2 separate regions of the Homo sapiens genome follow, and region 2 is linked to region 1. A link is an interaction called in ENCODE POLR2A ChIA-PET data of the cell type or tissue named here. Cell type or tissue: K562. All regions are shown on one strand. Region 1 overlaps HNRNPC (heterogeneous nuclear ribonucleoprotein C). Region 2 overlaps RPGRIP1 (RPGR interacting protein 1).

What was found. ChIA-PET counts read pairs that join two places held together with the same protein. Peaks named below come from ENCODE experiments on the same cell type or tissue, not always from the same donor. Only the 100,000 strongest peaks of a DNase experiment are listed, where the experiment ranks them.
Region 2: POLR2A ChIA-PET joins it to region 1 with 7 read pairs; 19 of 35 experiments call an interaction of 5 or more read pairs at or near these places.

The regions. Positions count from the first base shown.
Region 1 is chr14:21,263,683-21,266,182 of GRCh38, forward strand. All of the region lies in intron 1 of HNRNPC (heterogeneous nuclear ribonucleoprotein C), which reads right to left. Among named protein-coding and RNA genes, the nearest start is that of HNRNPC, 4.5 kb to the right of the region's middle. In K562, no CTCF peak of the experiment used is centred here; no DNase peak of the experiment used is centred here; H3K4me3 peaks cover 1,465 bases.
Region 2 is chr14:21,318,681-21,321,180 of GRCh38, forward strand. RPGRIP1 (RPGR interacting protein 1) reads left to right here. Exons shown (of 25, transcript NM_020366.4): 12 at 1,337-1,497. Among named protein-coding and RNA genes, the nearest start is that of RPGRIP1, 40 kb to the left of the region's middle. In K562, no CTCF peak of the experiment used is centred here; a DNase peak (open chromatin) is centred at 1,451; H3K4me3 peaks cover 582 bases.

The DNA of each region.
Region 1 (2,500 bases):
GTGCACACCAAGTTGCATCATTATGTTTAAAATGTCTTTATAAAATCAGTTTTGGAATGGAATGTGTGTGTTCTGGAAGGGTGGGGAAGGGAGGTTAAAAATCAAAGCTGAGCTCCAGTGAGTAGGGATGGGGTTCGCCTTGCTGCCCTGTGAAAGGAGAAGGGACAGATTGAGTCAGAGTTCCTCAGAAATGTTGTGCCCTAAACCCCCAAGACAGAAACATCTGTCTACTGCAGCTAACACATTTTGGTAAAGCATTAACATTCCACTGGGATGGGATAGCCTCCATAGAATCACCTCTACCAGTGACTGTCTTCACAATTCTTCAACATCAATAGATGACTAAAATTAACTAAATTCATGTCAATATGCCCTTGAGGGTCTCAAAAAGAGTATATCCCAAATGTTCATCTTGATAATGAGCAGTTTGGGCAAAGAAAATACAGAAAAACCGGGCCAACAAATAGAGATGAAATAGTGAGCAAATGTCAAATACTGAGATTATAAAACCTAAGCAGATTCATGGGTTTTAAACTTAAAAAAGTCCGTGGAGTTTTTGCTATGAGTAATAGACTGAAGGTGAATGGCCTACCATGAAGATCTATACTAGAGATGACTCATCTATTCTCAAAACCAGTGAGTGATCAAACCACAAGACCTAATAGGTTCTACTGTTAGGGGAAAAGATGTTTTAAATAAGGAGCACATTATTCCACTCACTGACAAAACGAAAATACAGATGGAATTAAAAAAATACTGAATATTTAAGGTCATAAAATAGGTGAAAAAAATTAAGGTCCTTATGTTAATACTTTTGTTTCTGTAGTCCACTATTTACTATGTAGCGTGTAAAGCTAATTTCAAGTTATGGATTCTAAAAATCTGGTACATAATACCACACTAAAATAATTTCCATGACAAACTGGTTGTTTCATCAGCTAAAATAGGAACTGCAATTAGACTGTAGTTCCTTGTGCAAACAATGAACTAGCTGCACTCACTGTTCAATTTAGCCATGAGGTCTTATTCTCCTTTGTAAATTTGAGGAAATTAAAATATTTTAAGGCCAAGTGTGGTGGCTCACACCTGTAATCCCAACACTTTGGGAGGCCAGGGTAGAGCACGGCTTGAGCTCAGTAGTTTGAGACCAGCCTGGGAAACATGACGAGACTTTATTAAAAACAAAAAACATTAGCAGGGTGTGGTAGCCTGAAATCCCAGCTACTTAGCAGTCTGAGGAGCGAGGATCACTTGAGCCCAGGAGTTCGAGGCTGCAGTGAGCTCTGATCACGCCACTGCACTTCAGCCAGGCCAGAGAGAGACCCTGTCTCAAAAAAAAAATTTTTAATTGAGCTTTTAGAAGTGTTCCTTGAGCCAACTATACATGAATGACTACAGCAGCAACAAGTACCATACATTTTTAAAAAGAACAGTGTAGGAATGACAGTTAATTTTTACATTTGATGTGTGAAAACTGTATGAATGTACAAATTGCGGAAAAAGTTTGTGAAGAATTGTAAGAAATATACATCTGAATGTTCTTTTCCTGTTTATGAAATACAGTTATGGTGAAACATTTCATTTTCTTATTTGGAGCCACAGCCCAAACCTGGTAATCAATTTTCAAGATACATAACTTTATAGCTCAACCACAACCAAGTCCTTTGTACAGGTGCCACAAGACATAAGCTTAAAAATAAAGAAAAATGTGAAAAGAAACCAATTCTATCTTTCAATATCAAAAAGCTCAGTATCTCCCAAGATGTTATTTATGTTAAACTGAAGAGCTACCACTCATAAAAAGACCAACTTTAGCACCATTTTCAATCAAGAATATTCCTTGAGGCCAGGCGGCGTGGCTCACACCTGTAATCCCAGCACTCTGGGAGGCTTGGGGCGGGTGGATCACCTGAGCTCAGGAATTCAAGGCCAGCCTGGCAACATGGCGAAACCCTGCCTCTACCAAAAATACAAAAAATTAGCAGCACTACTCAGCAGGCTGAGGGCACCCCTTGAGCCCGGGAGGCAGAGGGTGCAGTGAGCTGAGATGACACTACTGCACTCTAATCTGGGTGACAGTGTGAGGCTCTCAAAGAAAAAAAGTATCCTTACCTAAAGCTCAGAGATAGTTTTAGAAAAAAAGTATCTCTAGGTTATTCTTTGTCAAAACCTGCCTGAGGTTTGGATCCCTTCTTCTAAAGGGGCACCTCTCAGAATGAGTGATGCATGAGCATCATCACCTGGAACTTACTAGAAGTGCAAACTCTCAGGGCCCACCCCAGACTTACTTAATTAGAAACCCTTGTGGTAGAGATCATAGCAATCTGTTTTAACTAGCCCTATTGATTCTGGTGTTGGCTAACGTTTGAGAACCACTGTGAAGATTTTAAATTGGGAATCTCTCTATTCCCCAGTTTAGAATCAATTATTATCATTTTTTTGAGATGGGGTCTCACTCTGTCGCCCAGGCTGGAGTGCAGTGGTGCGATGGCTCACTGCA
Region 2 (2,500 bases), 55 kb after region 1:
TTGGCCAGGCTGGTCTGAAACTAACCTCAAGTGATCCACCCGCCTCAGCCTCCCAAAGTGCTGGGATTACAGGTGAAAGCCACTACACCTGGCTGAAAGTATTGAAAGTGAATTTCTTTGTCTTTTATCCTTCTCATCATTTTAGAGGTAACTGGAATACTTTTTTTTTTTTTTGCCATCCAATTCTTGAAATTGAGTAGCAAATTACTATTCTTGGTTACCACTGCCAGTTCACCCCCGTCTTAACTCTTGGATCTCAGGAGATAGGTATTTGGAACATTTTTAAATACTGTCAAAAAGACCTTCATCTTACTACTTTTTCCTAGCCTGGACCTTAATATTTAGTTTTATCAAATTTATATCTCATCAAGTTTTAGTGTATTCAAATAGGGAACGGAAGGAAAAGAAATGTGTGAAATCAAGAAAAATAGAGGCAAGAACCATGTTTAGGAGCACATGCCAATTAGTATGTTTGAAGCACAAATGAAGTCTTGTAAGGACCTTCAGGGCAATCTAATTTAATCCCTTCTCTAATGCATGATGGAAATGATCTGCTCACTAAACACCGATTACCTTTATTCCCTGAAAAACACACACACAGCCTGGTGTGGTGGCTCATGCCTGTAATCCCAGCACATTGGGAGGCCGAGGCCAGCAGATCACATGAGGCCAGGAGTTTCAGACCAGCCTGGCCAACATGGTGAAACCCCATCTTTACTAAAAACACGAAAATTAGCCAGTCGTAGTGTCGTGCGCCTGTAATACCAGCTACTCAGGAGGCTGAGGCACAAGAATCGTTGAACCCTGGAGGCATAGGTTGCAGGGAGCCAAGATCGCACCACTGCACTCCATCCTGAGTGATGGAGTAAGACTGTCTAAAGAGAAAAACACACACACACACATTGGAACACAGAAATGCCCATCCTCCATCCAGGCCAGGGTGGGTGTGAAGATGGGTGCCACAGAGAGCTAGTAACCTAGAAGTCAGAATGGAGTGGGGGTGGAGTTGGTGAGATACTGGTTTCGATGCTGCTGTCAAAAAGTTTGGATTACCCTAGTCAAGTGATTCCCTTTCTGTTTTGTGTTGTTATTGTTATTCCACTTTCCACTCTACCATTCTGCAGGTGTCTTTTGTTTTCGGAGTGCAAGTAGTATCACCTCAGTTTACTGAGTCAATAAGCTAGAGTCCTCCTCTGTAGAAATAATAGAGAATTGCTTCTCAAATTTATAACATTAATTAAACCTTAGTGGGAAGATTAAATTCACACTTGATCCAACTCTGACCATGGTGATAAATAACTACAGAATTTCACATTTCTGGATTATTTTTCCCCAGCCCAAAATGAGGATCTGAAGCTTGAAGTCACCAACATACTTCAGAAGCATAAACAGGAAGTAGAGCTCCTCCAAAATGCAGCCACAATTTCCCAACCTCCTGACAGGCAATCTGAACCAGCCACTCACCCAGCTGTATTGCAAGAGAACACTCAGATCGAGGTAAGAGCCTCTTTAAACAAACTAGTCCACTCTGCAGAGAGATCTCTGGCAAATATCTCTAGGGAAGATGATGAGATTAGAAAACTAACTAAATAATATTTTGTCCTGACTGAGGACACTCTTTTTTTTTTTGAGACAGAGTCTCGCTGTCGCCCAGGCTGGAGTGCAGTGGCGCGATCTCGGCTCACTGCAGGCTCCGCCCCCTGGGGTTCACGCCGTTCTCCTGCCTCAGCCTTCCGAGTAGCTGGGACTACAGGCACCCGCCACCTCGCCCGGTTAATTTTTTTGTATTTTTAGTAGAGACGGGGTTTCACCGTGTTAGCCAGGATGGTCTCGATCTCCTGACCTCGTGATCCGCCCACCTCGGCCTCCCAAAGTGCTGGGATTACAGGCGTAAGCCACCGCGCCCGGCCCACTCTTTTTTTTTTTTTTTTTTTTTGAGATGGAGTTTTGCTCTTGTTTCCCAGGCTGGAGTGCAATGGCGCGATCTCGGCTCACTACAGTCTTTGCCTCCCAGGTTTAAGCAATTCTCCTTCCTCAGCCTCCCGAGTAGCTGGGATTACAGGTGCTTGCCACCACAGCCGGCTAATTTTTTGTATTTTTAGTAGAGACAGGGTTTCGCCATTTTGGCCAGGCTGGTCTCGAACTCCTGACCTCTGGTGATCCGCCCAACTCAGCCTCCCAAAGTGCTGGGATTACAGGCACGTGCCACTGTGCCCTGCTTGAGGACACTTTTTGGAAAACTGTGAGAAGGCAGAGCGTAGAGAACTTCATGAGCTCCACCCATTTCTTCCACTCTTTGCAGCTCATAAAATTTAGAATCTTTTTCAGATGAGGACTTGAAAAGATCTGTGGAAGAGCAAACAGCCATTAGTGGCTGTATCATCTCCCTTCACTGCTGCTACTGAACATGAGAACTAGGGGAAAGAGCACTTGTGAAGTCATACAGGTCCTTGTTTACATTTTGGAGTAGTTTCTGCTGCTGGCATTTTACTACTACCAA